Linked DNA regions of Homo sapiens: region 2 is linked to region 1. Evidence: chromatin loops called from intact Hi-C (ENCODE). Cell type or tissue: GM12878. All regions are shown on one strand. Each heading gives the region's core, and the rest is flanking DNA. Links, peaks and the distances in the headings are about the cores only. Region 1 has its middle 74 kb from the start of NTM-IT. Region 2 overlaps NTM (neurotrimin).

Evidence for each region. A loop is a pair of places that touch in the nucleus more often than their neighbours do. Peaks named below come from ENCODE experiments on the same cell type or tissue, not always from the same donor. Only the 100,000 strongest peaks of a DNase experiment are listed, where the experiment ranks them.
Region 2: a loop joins it to region 1, with 3.0 times the contacts of the local background. A loop is called at or near these places in 1 of 110 quality-filtered maps.

What each region holds. Positions count from the first base shown.
Region 1 is chr11:132,355,693-132,361,072 of GRCh38, reverse strand. No RefSeq gene overlaps it. Among named protein-coding and RNA genes, the nearest start is that of NTM-IT, 74 kb to the right of the region's middle. RefSeq lists an enhancer at 2,930-3,019. In GM12878, for the core only: no CTCF peak of the experiment used is centred there; DNase peaks (open chromatin) are centred at 2,682 and 3,112; H3K4me3 peaks cover 1,574 bases; H3K27ac peaks cover 3,738 bases.
Region 2 is chr11:131,890,653-131,896,032 of GRCh38, reverse strand. All of the region lies in intron 1 of NTM (neurotrimin), which reads right to left. The region is part of intron 1 of NTM-AS3 (NTM antisense RNA 3); the gene reads left to right. Among named protein-coding and RNA genes, the nearest start is that of NTM-AS3, 4.0 kb to the left of the region's middle. RefSeq lists a silencer at 1,520-1,569 and an enhancer at 2,968-3,107. In GM12878, for the core only: no CTCF peak of the experiment used is centred there; a DNase peak (open chromatin) is centred at 2,712; H3K27ac peaks cover 1,318 bases.

The sequences.
Region 1 (5,380 bases), core at 188-5,187:
GAGAGGGCTCTCAGAGTTATACACCTGAAGGGAGCATGGATGCAAGAAAGAGGGATATTTATGATTTTGAAATAACCCAAACAACAGTGTATAATTATGTAAGATGGAACTCATTAAAGAAATACAAAAATACACACACAGACACATATGTTTTAAATAACAAGAAAGACAAAAATCTAAGATCACTTAAACCTGGGGAAGAGGGAAAACTAAAGCAATTGGTAAAGAGCATAAAAAATAACTAATACCTTTTAGAAAAGTGTCATGTGGTGTTTCTAACATGGTTAAGGGTTTGGTGAGGAACCAAGAAAGGAAAGAGACAGATGGCTTAATTTCTTCTTGTTTTCTGTTTTCATCTTGGTATCACCAGAAGGTGGTACCTTCCAGACAGCAGATTTTCTCCAAGAATGGAAAACTAGAAGGCATTTTACATTTTAAAAAAATAATGAGAGTTAAACAAATTAACTTGTAGTAAGCAAACAAGCAATGCAGGTGGGAAGGGTAGATGAATGAAAAGAATGAGGACAGGGTAAGGCTCAAAGTTCCCAATGGCACAGCTCACCCTGGATGAGATGGAAGCAAAACAATTTTATACATCCTTCAGCATCCAGGCTTTTAATTTACTCTGAACAGAATTTCTCCTATTCTTAAAATCTGTAATGATAGAGATTTCATATCCTGCTTTGAAAACACATTCCCTGCATCTCACCGTGCTCACAATCAGGAAGCTTTTTCTGTGGTCTAGCCTATATTTGCGTTGCTGCAACACGCTAATTTCCTGTGAGGCTATGACCTCGGTGGAGATGGTGAATATAACCCTCCCTATAATATTCTTTCATAGATCAGATATAATAGGCTGAGTCCCTTTCACATTTCTGTAGATTTCTCTTAAAAGACTAAGATTCAGACTAGACATAAGGGCCTGACCAATAGCACAAAGCAGTAAAAAAGGAAAAGTGTAGCCAGTTTTTGTAGGCAATTCACACACTTATTAGCACAAGTGGCCTTTACCTTGGGCTTTCTTTATAGCCCTGGGATATAAAAACCTCACTTGTTACCTACAGTCTCTTCAATGTCAAATGTTCTCACTGTAATCTAGAGGCAGTGTGCAGAGAAGGTAGGGATCACTGTGCTCAGAGCAGGGATCCCAGTTTAAGTTCAGGTTCTACCACTTATTTTTTTGTATGACCTTGGCCAAGTGGCTTAAGTCTGTGTCTGACACTCTTCACTGTAAGGATAATAAGATCCACCTCTCTCCTCTCTCAAACTTGATGGAGAAGATTTAATAAAATAATGGACCAGAAAAGGACCTTGCAAACTGTAAACCAATAAAGCCATGTAAAGCATTAGCCCTGTTCACAAACTTCTAGGCAAAGGGCAGCTGCATCATGGTTCTTTACAGGAAATTTTAAACAATGTTCAAAATCACGCAATCTTTATCCCGGGGTTGTGAGTTGAGTGGGTTAGTTTAAAAATAAGCTATTATTTATAATGAAATTTTTAAATAGTTTTCTTTATAAATAATTCTATCAACAGTATGATCTTAAGGCATCTCACAAAAGTCTATTTCATTTGAGTGCCTACTGCATGTGCACTGTGTTAGATATAGGAGATAATAAAGATGTATAAGTCAGTCTCCACCCTCATGGATCCACAGATAAAGGGGAGAGCTTGAGAAGTAACTTATCATATAATGTGCAAAGTACCATTATCAAGACATACACATGTGCTAAGCTATTCTACTGCCCTTTATTGCAAAAACAAGAAAAAGATGAATCTCATTAAATATGGCATAGAAAGCCTTCCGAAATTTGAATCTCTACTGTTTGCTCTCACCCCCTTGTACTTTTACTTCTGCTATGTCTTGGCCAACCAAAGTGACTTACAGTGTTTCAACTGGATATGGCTGTGTCTAGTCCCTGTGAGTTTGTCTATCGTGTTCTTCTTCCCTGGCATGTCCTTTCCTGCTTTACCTATAGAATAACCATTCATCATTTAAGTCCAAGCTGAGTCCTCATTTTTTTAAACTTTAATTCCCTTCTCTTTTGTCCTCTGCACCCCATCCCATCCCCACTAGCCTAAATTACAACCTGAGACTGCAGGATGTTGAATGAATTGTCCTCGTGGCTATGGAATATGAAATAGAGAGAATCACAGTGAAGCAAGTACTGGAACCTTTAAAGAACAAGGGGAAATGATCAGTAGGTCAATGGGTGAAGAGAAGAGAGAGGGACGGGGGTGGACATGGTCTAATGGCCTGATTCCAGAGGCTTGGAGATTTTAAGTAAAAACGAAGTGGTTTGCAAGCAGCAATGGAGGACCACGAGTACAGTTTCAAACCTACAGGTGTTTGTAGGGGAAGTGAGAGAGAAAAACAGCATCCATGTGAGAGAGGAACTGGAGAAGTAATATCTTCAAGGGCAGTTAGGAGAACAGCATCAAAACAGCACTTAGGGCAGGAATTCAGGATGCACTGAAGATTGGACCAGAATCCAGAAGGGTGGAAGACTGGACCAGAGTCGTGGCTGTGTGACTGGAATGTGATATGGGATATGTTCACTCCGCAATGGCATCTGGCTATCCGGTCTGGGTGACACAGGCTTATCTGGGAGGCATGGATTTCTGTTACAATGAGATGAGTAAGAATGTGACACAATTTGGTTGGCCACAGTTGGTTGGTTGTTTCAGTGGTGGCTGCACGACCGAAGACACACCTGCTGAACGTTAGAAATGTTCAGACTGAAACTTGGAACAGAGATTCAGGATGTTCTAGTGTCAAAATGTGTGAGGTATGAGGCTCATGAACTGTTTCCAGCTGTGTCTCCTGCCATGTGGAGGAGCCTATCCTGCAGCAGGAAAGAATCCCACAGGCAGAGAAAAGTAGATTTGGAAAGGGGAGTGGGCATGCCCTGCGGATGTCAGGGTCCTGGTTCTAGGTTCCCACTGAGCTGTGTCCCTGCTCTTGTAGTTACATAGCACTTGCAATGCGTTCCTCTTCCTACCGAAACAATTTCAATGTGGCTAACTCTCAGTTACCACCAAAGAAGTCTTAATGCATGAATCTAATTTAAAAAGAAAGAAAACATCAGCAAAATTTGCTGCTGTATCATTACCAAGAAATCGCTTGTGACTCATCTCGAAACTGAATGTGACACTGCTAATTAGGACAGACAGTTGAGAGCAACTTGCCTCACAAAAGTGGGGACTCCAGCCACGACCCCAGAGAGCCGAAAGGTTATGCCTTTTCTCTTTTTACCTTCTTCAAGCCATGCTGGGTTCCCAACAATCCTGTTGTCTGAGTCCCTTTTGCTTGGGCCTTCTACTTATCTATTTGTGATCAGTTCACTGTTTCAGTTTGGGCCTCGGTCTGATTCAGTCCCCTGATGACATGCCTTGGCCTGGACTCTCCTGCAGAAACTCTTAACTTCTGTGTTCATTCCATAGCCCCAAACACTCCCCTGAAACACTCCCAATCCCCTGTTTTGTGGCAAAACACACTTCTTGAGACCTTGCCTTAGTGGGATAATATTAAAAGTTGTCACCATGGTTTTGATATTGTTGAGTTCAGTGCACAGTGATCCTAGCTAATGACACACAAACTTCTTTGTGAGATTAATTAATGTGAACTTAGGAGCAAGAGTAGCAAGCCACATATATCTCTGAGCCCCTGTAGTTATTGCAGGGAGAACGGTGACATGTGTCTGCTGTAGTCAACCTGCTGTCTGGACATACTCATGGGCAAGAGTAGGGCATCAAGGGATCATGCCCCTGAAACCAGAACTGCCCTCCTTCAGTATTCTCTTTTCTGGAGAAGTTCATTCTTCCCACCTCCCCACTCTGCATACTCATAACCTATATTCTTTGAACCTCTTCTATTGAAAGAAAATTAAATAACTTCTCTTCCACGCTTATGAAATGAAGAGTAGTATTAATATTAATTTGGTATTAGGCATTAGTGATGATGTCCATTTGAATATCTAAATGTCATCTTTAGGACTCATCCCATCAGTTTTGGTTGCAAATGCATTCATGTCTCTTTTATATTTTTAATTCGTTATCCAAAGATCCTCATGCCCACATTAATAGAAAGTAGTGTCTCACTTTCTTAAGGTCAACCCCTCCTCAATTATCCAAGCCCCAAGGAAATCACTCAGTCCACAAAAGGAAGGAGGGGAGGGAGCTCTCTCTCTCACAAATGCCAGACAGAGAACGAATGGAGTACCCTACTGGTCTTCTGCCACTCCTTCTGGTAGCTGTATGTTGTCACTGCTAAGAACGACAGTGCTTGCCCGTGCTGCTGAGAGGCTTTGCCTGTCAAAATCCCTGCTAGCTCTGCATAGGACCGCATGCTTGGTTGCCAAATTTATGGCTTCCTAGTTCACATGGACAATCAGTCACTTTCCTTCAAAGCATACTGCAAGCCAGGTAGCTGGTTCCAAGAAGCTTGGCATCACTGCCACAACCACTTTTTCCAAGGATCCCTGGTTTAGAGCAAGTGTTTCATGTCTAGATTTGATTTTTCTTCAGGTTAATACCCTTCTTTGCCATGGAACCATGCCAGGTCCATGTGTGCTCCTAACTTCAGATCTCACGGAGCCTGCTCATGTGTCTCTAAAACATGTTGACTTCCATTAAAATAACACCAAAGGATGTATTGCTTGGGGTACAAGGTATTTATTAGGGATTGAAATCTGTGAAGGCAAGGGTAGGAAGCAGAAGGAGAGGTCGAACCATGATTCAGGCCCAAGAAAGCCTTGGCCGACCTGGTGGGGAGCTCTGGAGAAAGTCTTCTGTCCAACCTGCACTTCTGTCCAACCTTGCTATGCGCTTAGACCCTGCATCATTGAGTCACCACATGGGGGCTGTTCCAGGAAGGTGGTGGCCTTGAGCAGAGTGGCTTTTTGTGGTGTGGCAGGCCTGGAAGGAGCTGCCAGCCGTAGGCTGCCTGCTGAGCACACTTGCTTGCCAGCCACCCTGGTTTCAAAGGGCTCCTGGGCAATGAGTCTCCTCATCTAGCACTGGCAGAATCACTGTAAATCAAGCTGAGTATAAAGCATAGAGCTGACCTTCCCAAAGGGAACTACCTGAATAGACAAGGTTCTTCAACCCCCACACTGGCTTTTCTGGTGTGAATGCCGCAATCATTGCCCCCTGTCCTTATCTGGGAGAAGTCCTTTCCAAGGCCTCTGTCGCTTGAGGCTGGCAGCTGTTTTGGAATCACAGAGAATGATCCTGGAAATGAGTTTTGACTGGATGGATGAGCATGGTTTCTAGACCCAGTCTCAAGCTATCGTTCTCTTTATAAGAGCTCTGCATTTTATGCTATGACCTCTCTCTCACTGCCCCATAACCCACTCTTAGAATTTAGGAGTCTTAATAA
Region 2 (5,380 bases), core at 167-5,166, 470 kb after region 1:
ACAATCAAGAAGTATCCCAAGTTAATTAAATAGTGTTAGTCTTTGTTGTGGCCTCATTTTTGCACTCATGTAACATCCTAGGACCCAATCAACCTGGACTAGACGTTCTTCTTGGAAAGTTGCCCTGCATATCACAAACTGTGTAGATGCTCAGACTTTTGCTCTGCCAAGATGCCCTCCTACCATCCACAGCTTTCTAAATCCTATTCAGGTTTCAAGAACCAGTTCAGATTCTACTTCCTCCATGAAACATTAGTTTAACCAATGCTTCCCATGCCTCTCTTTTCTATTAGTTGAAATCAATTATTTTAAAGGAAATGTATATATATACACACACACACATATATATGTATATTTCACATATATAATGTGAAATAATATATATATATATTTCACAATCTAGAACTCTGTAAATGTGTGTATGTGTATCTACATTGTAATGGACTGTAGATTTGTCTGATCTTACCAACTAGGTTGTAAGCTCTCTGAAGGCAGTTGCCATTTCTTGTTCATTTTTGTACCTGCCCAACACTGAGCAAAGTATATGACCCTGAGTGTGAGTTCAACAAATATCCATTGAAATAAAATGACCTCTCAGTGATTGAGAAAGGTAGTCTAGGTACTATTACCTTTATTTCATGCATGAGAAAACGAAGCTGTAAATGAGTCCTAACAGGTTGTGGTATGCAGAGTGTCAGATGAGGCACACTGTATGGGTGAAATGTATGGTTACTTCCAGCCCATGCCAGGTCCAGGCCTGCACCTGGAAAAGATCTAGAGAGGCTGACCTACATTTCTGCTGCCAGAAAATAAAAATCTTCATTTCCAGATCAGCTTTCCAATACACGGGTTTGGATTTATGGGACTCTATATATCAGTGATGATGGCAACTCTTCCACCTCTTAAAACCTAATCACCGAATAGAGCTGCAGGTTTTCTCTTTTTAAGATATGTTCTCAGCAGAATCCCTCCAGAAATAAGACTTGAGCTTCCCAGAAGCTTCTTCAGGCTTGCCCGGTGTGCAAGGGTCGAGCTTCAGTTACACCCCTTGGCACAGCGCCAGCCTTGGCAGACCCATCCGTCACAGCAAAGCCTGCTCTTCTCCCACACTGCTGGCGTTGGAAATGGAAGTGGCCTTTCAACAGAACATTGTCTTAGGATTGTGTGAAGCAAGGCTGACAGAGAAAGGAAGATTCATTCCTGACACCAATCATACTAGTATCTGTCACCAAAATGACATTTTCCCTTTAATGATGAAAAATGCATCAGGAAAGAGGGAGGAGGATGAACAACCTCCCTGGGCTGCTCTGGTTTGATAGGGAGGAGCCCGGGCTGCTGCTGGTGGTTTGCAATCTGGAGGAGGTGAGGCGATGGACAGCCAGTTGGTCACTGAACAAACACAACTGGTGCTCTGTTTGGAAGCGAAGGGTGCAAGCAGATGGAAGCCTGTGGGTTAGGCAGTGTCACGGCACATCTGACTGATTTCTCATTAGGCCCTTTGCCTGGGGTTTCAATAGAACTGCCTCCATGTCTGTCAGGCCCCAAGCAGAGGCTCAGTACTGCTTTTCAGAGCTGCCATACACATAGTTTACCACATCCAGTTTTGCAGAGCTCATAAATCTTCCCAAGTCTTCACTCCCTTACTTTCTTATGTGGAAGGGCCACAGTGCGGATCCCATATGCACATCCAGGGTGAATCTGTTGGTGGGGATGACCCATGTATGGGTGAAAGTGCCTTTAGGCCAATACTTTATAGACCAAGCCTGAACACATGGAGAGGTGGGGACAGCAGAGTAACTGGCTCGTGTCTCCTAATTAGGCAAGCATGTGGCTGGCGGTTGAAGAGAAGCCGCACAATTGCCCCCAGTGCTCACAGAGTATTTCCCAACAAACACCAGATTGTTATCCAGAAGTCCATTGTTCACAGAGGTGTTCGGTGCTGACTTCTATATAAAATGCCTTTCCCTCTCCTTCCTTCTTTCCTACTGGCAAAGCCTGCCTCCCACAAAAGAAGCTAAAAATGCCAGATATTCACCTTTCTCTCTCTTTTGCAGCTATGCAGGTCACTTTACACAGTAGAAGGACTAGATATTCCTCCTCATCAAAAAGAAACATGCGCCCTCTTCCAGGCCCACTTGATTACTATCTTTGATCATGGTTAGGTGATGGTGTGAGAGATGAAGAAAGGTGGCCACCTTTCACTCATGACACGCAGATCTCACATGCCGAGCATGATGGAGACCAACTCTGAGGTCCTGGGTCCTGGAGGCCATTGCTGAGCATGGACACACCCCACCTCCAGGCTTCCTTGATGCCCTCACTTTTTAAGCATCTGCTGTAAGGGGCTTGATTACTTGCAACCAAAAACATCCAAAGTATTCCATTTCCATTTCCTTGGGAGAAAGATATTTTAAAGCTCTGAAGATGGTACTTTGAGATTCCTTCACTCAGCCCCGAGCTGGTGCTGCTGTGTCCACACGTCTTCTGCCTTCTGCTCCAGCTTTCGTTTATTCCCTCACTCTCATAGACATTGGCAGACCCAGCCTGTTAATGCACCAAGAATAATACTCCTAGAAGCACTAGGGTACTTCTAAAGTTTAATGCTTTCACTATTCTTTGCAACGTTAATTAACACAACACCCCCTCATTAGCTAACCTGCCAACAAAGCAACTCCGAATCATTTTCTTCTTTACGAAGGAGGAAACTGACTCATTTATATACCTGTATTTGCATGAGTGGGCTTCTGGCTCCCCCTCTGCTCCTCCTACATTCTCACTTTCAAATATATTTTAGGCCAGCAATGCTGCAATTTCAAAGGGACTTCACCTAAACAATTGAGCACCCAAAATAATTGATACACTAGTGCACATTTTTAAAATTCTAGCCCTAATACCCAACCCTACCAATAATCCAGACCACAATGTCCACATCCTACATTCGGGCTGAATATGCTGTTCTCCTATAAAGTTCTTGGTTTTTCTGCCTCCTTCTGCCCTTCCAGACAAGGTAGAATCCCCCAACAAGAGCTCAAAGTCCAAAGTGACTTCTTAGCTCCATAAGTGACACTCAGAGCTCTGCTGTAAGGGAGAGAAAGGGTATGCCAAGGCTGTTCCCAGGGAAGAACAGCAGGCTGCAGGAGAAGAGTTTTCTGTCTGGAAGCTGAAATGCTGAGGTGGCCCTGCTGTGGGGCCTTCTGCAATGAGATGCCCCGCTTCACAGTGGATTCTTGTCAGGAGGAGCTCTGGCTCTTTGGGGATGCCGGGCTGGCCTGGGCAAGGTCAAAGCTATGGCTACCCCTCTTGCCCAGTCCACAGTGTCACCTGCTCCTTGACAGGAGAACCTGATGAGCTTGGAGGCAGCAGCGTCTTTAAATTTCCTCCACCCTCAAGTCTGTTAACAAGAGGGCAGCATGTGGCCATCCCGCACCATGCCGACAATGCAGTCAAATGCTCATTAGAGGCACTGGGGGCACCCCACATCTAGTAGAAAATACACAGAGAAAAGTAGGGGGCAAAGCACTGCATGCCTTACTTTTAAATTAGAAATCAGCCAGGGCTTCCTGACAACAAAGGAAATTACACACAGCTGAGAGGAGTGATGCACTATGTGCACACAATTGTAATTCACACGCATTACTTTGTTCATGAAATGGTTGATAAACTTTTGAGAATGAGAAAGATTCTCTCTCTTTGCACGGTTACAATAACCATAATTGATATCAAAATGTTAGATTTGCGGAATAAATTATACTTTATCATGTAATGTAATTCTCACCCAGCTACCCTGTCTAGCAGAACCATGTCCCATTTGACAGATGAGTGAACCAAGCCTTAAATGGGAAGAAGAAGAAGGCGGAGGAGAAGGAGGAGGAAAGAAGAAGAAGAAAGAGGAGGAGGAAGAGGAGAAGGGGAGGAGGAAGAAGAGGAGCAGCTGACAAAGTTCCCATAGTGGAATGTGGAAGACCTTGGTTTCAAATTTAGTCGTCTAACTCCAAATCAGTGTATTTTACTGGGCTGTAGCTTAATAAATACAAGAAGCTACCCTCTCTCCTTGAGAAATACTCCCTAGGCTGTGGCTCATTTTAGAGAGTAAGAAGTGTTTAGATAGGATAACAGAGATAATTTACAAAGGGCAAAAGGAAGACTATGATTCAGGAGCAGACGAATGAGAATCAGAACCATTGTCAAGAATTAGGCCCAGTGAAAAAATGGGACATGTAAAAGAGAGAGAAAGAAAGTCCAAAATGTCTGAGCAATGTAACAGGCCTGCCATTTATCTCACTTCTGAATATCAGAAAAGGCAGCATTTGTTGTCCACAGAAAAATACATGGGATTTATAGACACTGCCAGGCTCAAGGACCAGTGACACAACTCCCACCGCAGAGAGCCCTGTGGGGTGCTTTCCAGTGGCCACTGGTGGAGTGGGCAGAGTCCTCGGGGAACCAGAGGCCTGCTATGCATCTGGAGAGCTGCTTGCTCAGGATGTCATGGCTAAACTCCTTGATCTCTTGGCAGCGTGTGGCCCCGTGAAATGTGCTTCTTCTTTTTGAAAAGGCCTCTTTTTTTGGAAGTCAAGTCACCACACCATTTAGATTCCCCATACTTCTGGACAGCATCTTCCCAAGTGCTTTCCCCAACTTGTGGTCAACCCTGTCTTATACCTCATCTCGATCTCTGTCAATCAACACTATTCACCCCTCAAGACACGCTTCGACTGACTGCCCCCGCAACCCTTCCATGGAGTCCTGTCTTTTGGTCGTCCCAGTGAGAAGGGATCTCTCTCTTCTGAATGCCTGTAATGTTTTGTGTCTCCTATAGCACATTGAACACACTGCCTTCTGATATAGTTGGGTGTCAACATATGGTATCCTCCCTACAAGGGATTAGCTTGTTTCTAAGACCTTAGTCTTTTTATTAGACCAATTTACTTGATAGATGAAAAGACTCATAGAAGTCATCTAAATCAATGTGCCCATGTTGTAGATGAGGAAATGAGCCCTAGAGAGCTGACATAGTCTAAACAAATTCGCACATTCTCCTCTCGCTAGGCTAGAGGAGAGCTGGAATTCATTTGCACCCTGAAATCAGGGACGTGCTTGCCCAGAATGAGGACAGAAAAGGTTGAAGGAATGAATGATTCTGACAAATCCCCTAGACCTGCCATCCCACTGTCAAAAGTGGTTCTGCCAGAGACACAGACAATGAGTAGGGGATCCTCAAGTCAACCTCATCCCAGAGATAACCATCTCACTTAGCATGCGTCCGGGTGGCACCATCAGCAGCACACAGTATCTGTTCCCATCCAAAGAGCTTTTCACGAGGAGCTCGTTCTGAGCTTCTTGATAAGCAACTGGGTAGTGGTGCTATTTTTAATCAGCT